Linked DNA regions of Homo sapiens: region 2 is linked to region 1. Evidence: read pairs that join two places in POLR2A ChIA-PET (ENCODE). Cell type or tissue: K562. All regions are shown on one strand.

Region 1 (5,000 bases):
TGGGAGACAGAGCGAGACTCTGTCTCAAAAAAAAAAAGGAACAGTAAATCAAAAGTTAATAAAAATGGCCAAAGAGGGAGAGATCAGGATGGAACTGACAGATATGTACCATATTTAATAATTTTGACTTTGGAACTCTGTCAGTGTTTACATAATTAAAAAGCAAACTTATATTTAAAAACACTACACATTGAACATTCATAGTTTGTCTTTAGATCCATTTGCCGGGTTAGAATTGGGAAACCCAAAGTGAAGACTTCTGCCTGTGTGGTAAGACCACCCCCGACTCACCCAGGTCAAAAATGTCCATCCAAGGGACACTTCACCAGATCAGTGGCCACAGACTCCAGGAGGCTGCCCAGAAAGGCCAGCTCACCTTTTTAAACCTAGGGCATGGAATTAAAACTGGAGTTTCAAAACTTATGGCTCTAGGAACAAAAAAAATTTTTTTAATTAAAAAGAAAAACTGGAGTTACTACTATGAGTGGCGGAAAATGACCAAGAAGGAAGAGGAGGATAGGTCCTTAGGATGGTGACCACAGTTGTGTATATTAGTCCATTTTCACACTGCTATAAAGAACTTCCTGGCCAGGTGCGGTGGCTCATAACTGTAATTCCAGCACTTTGGGAGGTTGAGGTGGGTGGATCACCTGAGGTGAGGAGTTCAAGACCAGCCTGAACAACATGGCGAAACCCTGTCTCTACTAAAAATACAAAAATTAGCCAGATGTGGTGGTGTGCGCCTGTAATCCCAGCTACTCGGGAGGCTGAGGCAAGAGAATTGCTTGAACCTGGGAGGTGGAGGTTGCAGTGAGCTGAGATTGTACCACTGCACTACAGCCTGGGTGACAGACCGAGACTCTGTCTCAAAAACAAACAAACAAACAAAAAAACTTCCCGAGACTGGGTAATTTATAAAGGAGGCTTAATTGACTCACAGTTCCACGTGGCTGGGGAGGCCTCAGGAAACAGAATCATGGTGGAAGGGGAAGTAGGTCCGTCTTACCTGGCAGCAAGCGAAAGAGAGCAAGTGTGTGTGTAGGAGGAACTGTCAAACATTTATAAAACCATCAGATCTCCTGAGAACTCATTCGCTGTCATGAGATCAACAAGGGGGAACCGTCCCCATGATCCAGTCACCTCCCACCAGGTCTCTTCCTCAACACCTGAGGATTACAATTCAAGATGACATTTGGGTGGGGACACAAAACCTAATCATATCAGTGTGTCAGTTTGTGAAGGAGGTATCTCTGCATGTTTCTGGAACCTGTCTGTCACTTTGGAACATTGTTCTAAACAACCAGCTCACAAGTGAGTTTTTAGTACCCAGCCTGCTTTTTCTCGTACTTGACAACTCCAGAAATTGGTTTGAGAGTTGTGCTTCTTAAACCCATGGGAAGACACAGAGGAGACAAAGGCTGACTGTCGCCCGCTTTGCAACCCTGCCCCCCAGGTCCCAGCCCCCAGCCAGCTGGAACTTGGCCTGGCCACTGGCTGGACTCAACATCAATCCTGGAGAGCTTGTCCACACCACTAGAGCCACCGGGCCTTACCCTTGCCTGGTCTACCAAATGCCGGGAGTCAGCAGCTGCTGACAAGGCCCTCCTCATGGAGAGGGCCGAGCCTGGCTGACAGGGACCTTGCTCTCCTGCAGATGGGCTATGTGCGGGAGTATATTCTGTGGGCAGCGTCTAAATCCCAGCTTCTGGCACACCAGTTCATCTGGAACATGAAGACTAACATTTATCTAGATGAAGAGGGCCACCAGAAAGACCGTGAGTATTTTGTCCTCCCACAGGCCTCACTTACTGTCTTCAGTGCACTGCCAAGCACCTTCTACAGCCCCCAGGGCTCTCGCCAGCCTGCACTGCCCCAGCTCACCGACCCCTCCACTCCCACCCTTTGCTGGGGCACTTCTCACCTTTCAGCACACAGGGGAGCAGGACCCCTCCTTCATGACACCTTTGCTAACTTGCTGTCCGATGCCACCCTGCACTCCCAAGTGCGAGTGAGACCCTTCTGCTCCAGTGGCTGCTTCTGCAGAGTCTCCATGGTCAACACAACTGTGACTGCATGTGAGGAAGGGGCCGTCAGCCCAGGGCAGCGGTTCCCAAATAGCACAGCCTCAGGACCCCTGCACTGTCAGAAATGTTTATTGAGGTCCTCAAAGAGCGCTGTTTAATGTGAGCATTAGCTGTCAGTGTTAACGAGTATTAGAGATTAAGACAGAATTTCAGAAAATGTAAGCCCATTCATTACATGTTAATATAAATAACATCTTTTTGGGAAAATAACTTTCCCCAAAAAACTAAAAAATGAGCCAAAAGAGTGGCATTTCCTTGTAGAAGACGGCTGGATTCTCATTCTCGTTCCACTTCTGCAGTTGATCTGTTGCAGTGTTGTTTCAGTTGAAGTGAATGTAGTTGAAAAAGGAAGTTGTATGTTAGTAGTCTCTCAGGTCATTGTGGAGATTCTTTTTGATACTGCACCACACTTGAGAAGTGGTAGCTTTTGTTTTATTTTTTTAGAGGCAGGGTCCCTCTCCCAGGCAGGAATGCAGTGGCGCAATCACGGCTCACTGCAGCCTTGACCACCTGGGCTTAAGCGATCCTCCTGCCTCATCCTCCCAAGTAGCTGAGACTATAGGTGCACGCCACCACGACTGGCTAATTTTTAATTTTTTGTAGCTCAGCCTAGCTTCTTAATGATTACTTGCAGTCTGGGCATGGTGGCTCATGCTTGTAATCCCAACACTTTGGGAGGCCAAGGCAGGAGGATCGCCAAAAAAAAGGTTAATTGCAGTGTGGCATCTTAAACTTGGCAGTAAACTTCTCATGCTGTGTTTTGTTCAAGTCTGTCTACGTCGCACCTGGACCCACAAAAGCTTTTATAACATCAAACGGTGGGCATTTGTAAAATATAGGCCAGTGAGTTATGCACATCTTTCAAAGGTTGATGCATTTCTTTGTACAGTGTGGAAAAATCATATTTGTTCACATCTGCCAGTCTTACCAGAAAGGGTTTTTTTTTTTTTTTTTTTTTTTTTTGAGACAGAGTCTTGATTAGTCGCCCAGGCTGGAGTGCAGTGGCACGATCTCGGCTCACTGCAAGCTCCGCCTCCCAGGTTCACGCCATTCTCCTGCCTCAGCCTCCCGAGTAGCTGGGACTACAGGCGCCTGCCACCACGCCTGCTAATTTTTTTGTATTTTCAGTAGAGACGGTGTTTCACCATGTTAGCCAGGATGGTCTCAATTTCCTGACCTTGTGGTCCACTCACGTCGGCCTCCCAAAGTGCTGAGATTACAGGCATGAGCCACCACGCCCGGCCCAGAAAGAGTTTTTAAGGGAAGCTGTTGAGCTCACAGCAGCAGATCCAAGTTTTCCAAAAAAATGTTTCAGTTCCTTTGAGTGGAAGATTTATTTTTTGTTCATTTTCAGGAAAACATCTGCCACATCCCTAAGTCTGAATAGCTATATGTTGTCTGTCAGTCATTTCTTCAAGTAAAAACAAAGGTCTGTGAAAAAGGTTAGTCCAGGCTCCAAAATCAGACAAGCTCCAGGTGCTTCTCAGGACAGCGCCTGCCTTAGATGCGGCAAGAGTGCTTCGTGCACATCCCATTTCATCACAAAGGATACTTTAAAAGCCAGATGTGGTGATGCGCACCTGTAGTCCCACCTACTAGCTGTAGTCCCAGCAACTCAGGTGACTGAGACAGGAGGATCTCTTGAGCCCAGGAATTTAAATTCAGCCTGGGATTTGAATAGTGAGAGGCACTATTTAATATAGAGCCCCGCCCACTGTGTGCCTCTATTAAAAAAAAAAAAAGACATGTATTCAGGGTAGAGTTTAATAAGAATTAGTTTTCATTGCTTCACCTGTGACATTCATAAATGACACGGGCTTTTTTCTCCCTGCGTGTGCAGCAGTGAGGATTCTATGCCCTGTGACATTCATAAATGACACGGGCTTTTTTCTTCCTGCGTGTGTAGCGTGTGCAGCAGTGAGGATTCCACGTCCACTTGTGCGCTTGGCCCCTGCCTTGAGCTCCGCTTAGGCACCAGCTTAGCTTCCCAGCAGCGTCAGCTGTGTCAACACAGCAAAAGGGGCACACGGCAGCTGTTATGGTCTCACCAAGCCTGCAGAGCATACTCTGGGCACTGCCAGTCTGGGGCCTGGGAAACAGGGCTGGTATTCCTGAGGGGCCTCTGCCACAGCCACAGAGACTTAAGCCTCTTTGCTTCCTTGGCAGCTGACATCGGCGACCTCCTGGATCAGTTGGTAGAGGAGATCACAGGCTCCTTGTCCGGCCCAGCGAAGGACTTTTACCAGCGGGAGTTTGATTTCTTTAACAAGATCACCAACGTGTCGGCTATCATCAAGTAAGTGCAGTGCTTCAGAAACCACCTTCTGGGATCTCCTTCCAGTCCCTGCAGCTTAACAGAATTGCCTGGGAAGCTTTAAAAATACCCGTGCCTGGCCCCAACCAGATGAATGAGAGTCTCTAGCAGCGGGGCCGCTGGTGGTTCTGATGGACAGCCAGGGTGGGTGGGGAAGCACTGCTTGGGGTGAGCCAGGGCTCTTGAAGGTATGGCAGAATGCACGGCCACGCCAGTTTCAGGAAACACAGCTTAGTTTCATTCCTGAGGTTTGTGGAATTTAGCACATGGCTCCACAATTTGAGGCCACCCTGCCCTCTCCACACTTTGAAGGATCGATCCTCATGGTGTCAGGAAAACCAGACTGCCTTTGCAGGTCCTGTCATCGTTTTCCTAGACCTTCCATTCATGTGGACCTGACACCATCCTTGGATGTTGATGGCTTTGTGCATTCATAAGGGATGAAACCCTGGAGTCATCAATGCTGGGCACGCTGGCTGGGCTGTCTCCAGTGCTTACACTGCTCTGACCTTGGTCACTTTGAGGTCCTTTTCTGGGCTGGGTGCTGAGAATAGCAGTGCTGGCAGCTTCTAACCCACGAGATGAAGGACGGGAGCTAGCGT
Region 2 (5,000 bases), 200 kb after region 1:
GATCGTGCCACTGTACTCCAGCCTGGGCAACAAGAGTGAAACTCCGTCTCAAAAAAAAAAAAAAAAAAAAAAAGAGAAAGGTCATGTTTGGCCAGGCTCAATGGCTCATGTCTGTAATCCCAAAACTTTGGGAGACCGAGGTGGGTGGATCACTTGAGAGGCCAGGAGTTCAAGACCAGCCTGGCCAACATGGCGAAACCCCATCTCCACTAAAAATACAAAAATTAGCTGGGCGTGGTGGCCCACGCCTGTGGGACAGGGCAAAACTATGTCAAAAAAAAAACAAAAAAACTCATGTTCACCTTTCTTTTGTTTTTGAGACAGGCTCTCTGTGTTGCCCAGGGTGGAGTATGGTGGCGCAATCAGCTCACTGCAGCCTCCGACTCCTAGGCTCAAGCAATCCTCCCTCCTCAGTCTCCCGAGTAGCTGGGACTACAGGCCTAGCTAATTTTTTAAAATTATTTTTTATAGAGACAGGATCTCACTATGTTGCCCAAGCTAGTCTTGAACTCCTGGCATCAAGCGATTCTCCCACCTTGGCCTCCCAAAGTGCTGGATTATAGGTGTGAGCAACTGCGCCCAGACCACTTTCACCTATCTAAACCTTCCTGTCTCAGTCAACACAGGGACAGTAAGTTTCTCCTCTATTAGCAATTTGGACCCCCAGGAGCGTCTCAAAAAATTGCCACAGGCCAGGGAACAGTGGCTCACACTTATAATCCCAGGACTTTGGGAGGCCAAGGCAGGCGGATCACGAGGTCAGGAGTTCGAAATCCCGTCTCTACTAAATCCCGTCTCTACTAAAATTACAAAAGTTAGCTGGGCATGGTGGCAGGCGCCTGTAAGCCCAGCGACTCCAAAAGCTGAGGCAGGAGAATCGCCTGAACCCGGGAGGCGGAGGTTGCAGTCAGCCGAGATCGTGCCACTGCACTCCAGCCTGGGTGACAGAGCTAGACTCCGTCTCAAAACAAAAAACAAAACAAAACAAAAAAAACCTGCCACATATTCCTTCTGCAAGTGGCCCCACAGTCAGAGTATGGATGGAGTTTGAAGGGACCTCAGGATGAGTGAGGCCAACGGCACAGGCAAAGCAGTTCCTCCCACCCCCACCCCAAGCCCCACCAATCTGAGAGGTGCCTTCTGGCTGCAGCTCAAATGCCTCACCACACTCCCAGCCAGAAAAGCCCCTTCCCTGTCCTCCATCAGTGCAGGGCTTGTTCTCACCCAGCCTTCTGACCTTCACTAGGTCTCTAGACAGCTACAGGGTGGCATCCCACACTGTCCTTGGACTTCTTCCAATCCTGCAACCAATTTACTGCCCCAGTGCCCAGGTGCTTTCATCTCTAAGGCAGGAAATGATGAGATACCGATTGTTCAGTCATCAATGTAACCAAAGCAAACATCTGGCCTCTCTATCTCTCAGGCAGCTGGGAGCACATTTGTCAAACTGTATCCCAAACAAACTGTAACTTTTTCCTTTACTGAAACTTCTACATTCTGGTTCTTTTACTTTTTAAAGAAACATAAAAGTGTTTTTTTAACAAGATAAAAATATATACTTCAGAATTTAACTCTCCACCCACATGTAGGAATGGGTATTTTGGTCCTGCAGAATGAAAATCTCGAATCATACCAATACAGGAGACTTCAAACACTGTACACCCCTCTGGGCTGCTTGATGACGCTTTCTTGCCTCTATCCTCAAGGTCTCTCAACTCCCAGTAAACAAGATCATTGAAAGAACTAACCTGCAGAAAAGGCTGCTGCCCTTCAAACTGTGTACTGTTGTCTAAGCTAGTTCAGAAGAATACACGAGCTTCCTTCACATACTCCAATCTGTTGGTTTGACTTCTGAAGAACCAGCAGAGTTGGAAAGGCCTCGAGATCTCTGTCCTGGTGCTGGCCTGGGGCTCCCCTAGGTCTCGCCTGAAAGTGTCCCATTCACCACCAGGCAAGCATGTGGCAAGGAGGAGATCTGCCAACCCAAATGCTGATCTCACATGGCTCTGTGGTATTTGGTGGGGGTGGGGAAGCTCGATCTTTTAGAGATCTGCACTCAAGTACTCACAGTTGAAATCATCTGGTGTCTGGGATGTGATTTAAAATAGTCCAGGAGGTGATGAGGAAGGGTGGGTGAAGCAACACTGGCCATATGTTGCTAACTCTCAAAGTAGTTGGGAGACCACTTTTCTATTATCTCTACTTCTGGGAACACTTGAAAAAGTCCATAATGAACTTTTTTTTTAAAAAAAAAGGAAGTCAAATGCTTATCTCAAGCCCGTGGGATGATTGTGCATGATCCACACCTCATGTGAACCTGGGCTGTGAGCATGCAGGTCCCAGCCAGACTCCATCCAGGGAGAGAACACAACCTAAGCCATGGGAAACCTATAACTCAAAACTGAACTCACAGTCTCAGCCTAGTTTCACTTTAAAAATACATGTGTATATATATTTACATATTTAAAATGCATACATATCAAGCTATAAGCACACACAAGACTGGTGGAAATATATCAATATGTCAGTAACAGCCAGCTCTGGAGAGAGTATGGAAAACACCTTCCTGTTTTTCAGTCTTCTACAATGTTATCCGGAATGGAACGAAGTACTACACCCACAAGTCCTGAAGGTACTGACCAAAACAGGAGGGAGAGACGGGACCGGGGCTGCTGTGACTGGAGGCTGATGGGGCTCCACCGTGCCCCATCCTCTCATCCCACAGTCTTCCTTCACATCTGCTCTGCCCACCACAGCCCTGCTCTGGAGTTCTCTGCTCTGCCACTTCTGCCATCCCCACCTAGGCAGACAGGTTTCATCCAGCCTCCAGGACGGCCCACCCACTTGCTCCTGCAGCAGGCTGCTCTTCCCAGGTTTGCTTCCCCCATCTCCCACTGACTGTTGGAAATTTCACCCACACCCACTCCCCACATCATCACCTTACACCCAGCCCTCAGATCAGTAGAGAGGCTGTGGCAGGAGAACTGGTGGAGTGCATACCAGTGCCTCCCTCCTCCCTTTCTCCTGCAAGCTCATATACGCATGCACACGGAATACGAGCATTCACACATGGAATCACCAAATCCTACCACTTATTTCCTTATGAGCTTCCTCCCTCCTAGATCAGCCTTTCCATTCCTTTTTTCTTTTTTTAATCATCCTTTCCCTTCCTACTGTCACTGCACCCAGTAAATTTCAGCGTGCATTCAAAATCAACGAGAGTGCCTGTTACAGACAGGTTCCTTGACAATACCAGGTGTTGGCAAGGATGTCCAGCAAGTGGAACTCCCTCACATTTTGCTGGTGGGAACGTAAACTGGTACCACTTGGGAACACTGTTCAGCAGAACATGCTAAGAGACACATCCTCTGACCCAGTCCTTTATTTAACTTCTAGGTGCACAGCCCAGAGAATTAAGTGCATATATTTACCAGAAGACATGACCAAAGCCATTCCTGGGGTTGCCTTCATGTAGCCAACATCTGGAACTAACACCAAAGTTCATTAGGCACAAAATAAAAGAGTTATCTGGAACAGAGTCCTCCATGGAATAACACGTCATAAACAAGAACAGGCTGGTCACGGTGGCTCACGCCTATAATCCCAGTATTTTGGGAGGCCAAGGCGGGTGGATCACCTGAGGTCAGGTCAGGAGTTCAACACCAGCCTGCCCAACATGGCGAAACCCCATCTCTACTAAAAATACAAAAATTAGCCAGGCATGGTGGTGCACGCCTGTAGTCCCAGCTACTCTGGAGGCCGAGGTGGGAGAATCATGTGAACCCTGGAGGCAGAGGCTGCAGTGAGGTGAGATTGAGCCACCACACTCCAGCCTAGGCAACAGAGAAAGACTCTGTCTCAGAAATACATAAATAAATAAATAAATAAATAAATAAATAAATAAATAAGGCCAGGCGCAGTGGCTCACGCCTGTAATCCCAGCATTTTGGGAGGCCGAGGTAGGGGGATCACGGGGTCAGGAGATGGAGACCATCCTGGCTAACATGGTGAAACCCCATCTCTACTAAAAAAAATACAAAAAAAAAAAAAAAATTAGCCGGGTGTGGTGATGGGCGCCTGTAGTCCCAGCTACTCAGGAGAATGGTGTGAACCCGGGAGGCAGAGCTTGCAGTGAGCCAAGATCACGCCACTGTACTCCAGCCTAGGCGACAGAGTGAGACTCAGTCTCAAAAAAAACAAAAACACAGGCTGGGCATGGTGGCTCATGCCTGTAATCCCAGCACTTTGGGAGGCCGAGGTGGGTGGATCCCCTGAGGTCAGGAGTTCGAGACCAGCCTGGCCAACATGGCAAAACCCAGTCTCTACTAAAAATATAAAAATTAGCTAGGCATGGTGGTACGTGCCTGTAATCCCAGCTAATCGGGAGGCTGAGGCAGGAGAACTGCCGGAACCTAGGAGGCAGAGGTTGCAGGGAGCCAAGATTGTGCTACTGCACTCCAGCCTGGGTAACAGAGTGAGACTCCATCTCAAAAAAAAAAAAAAAAAAAAAAAAAATAGAACAACTGCTGCCTGTGAGGATAAATGAGGATAAATTTCACACATGATGCACACAATTGCACAGAGGACTGTAATCCCAGCACTCTGGGAGGCTGAAGCAGGTGGATTGCTTGAGCCCAGGAGTTCGAGACCAGCCTGGGAAACATGGCAAAACCCCATCTCTACAAAAAACACAAAAATTAGCAGGGCATGGTGGTGAGCACCTGTAGTACCAGCTACTTGGGAGGCTGAGGTGGGAAGATTGCTTGAGCCCACAGGAGGTCGAGACTGCAGTTAGCCGAGATTGTACCACTGCACTCTACCCTGGGCAACAGGGCGAGACCCTGTCTCGAAAAAAAGATGGCACAGAGTGTGATTGCACAGAGATTCCAAATGTCTCGGCTGGCCATGGAAGTCAGAAGAGTGGTGCACAGTTTGCCCTGGCTGGGTGCAGATCTGGGGAGTATCAACAGTTCTCTGGTGGCACACTCAAGATTGGAAGT

What was found. Peaks named below come from ENCODE experiments on the same cell type or tissue, not always from the same donor. Only the 100,000 strongest peaks of a DNase experiment are listed, where the experiment ranks them.
Region 2: POLR2A ChIA-PET joins it to region 1 with 8 read pairs; 2 of 35 experiments call an interaction of 5 or more read pairs at or near these places.

The regions. Positions count from the first base shown.
Region 1 is chr22:20,718,073-20,723,072 of GRCh38, reverse strand. PI4KA (phosphatidylinositol 4-kinase alpha) reads left to right here. Exons shown (of 55, transcript NM_058004.4): 43 at 1,655-1,775; 44 at 4,251-4,380. Among named protein-coding and RNA genes, the nearest start is that of SERPIND1, 54 kb to the left of the region's middle. In K562, no CTCF peak of the experiment used is centred here; no DNase peak of the experiment used is centred here.
Region 2 is chr22:20,520,604-20,525,603 of GRCh38, reverse strand. The region is part of intron 1 of MED15 (mediator complex subunit 15); the gene reads right to left. Among named protein-coding and RNA genes, the nearest start is that of MED15, 15 kb to the right of the region's middle. In K562, no CTCF peak of the experiment used is centred here; DNase peaks (open chromatin) are centred at 1,303 and 2,263.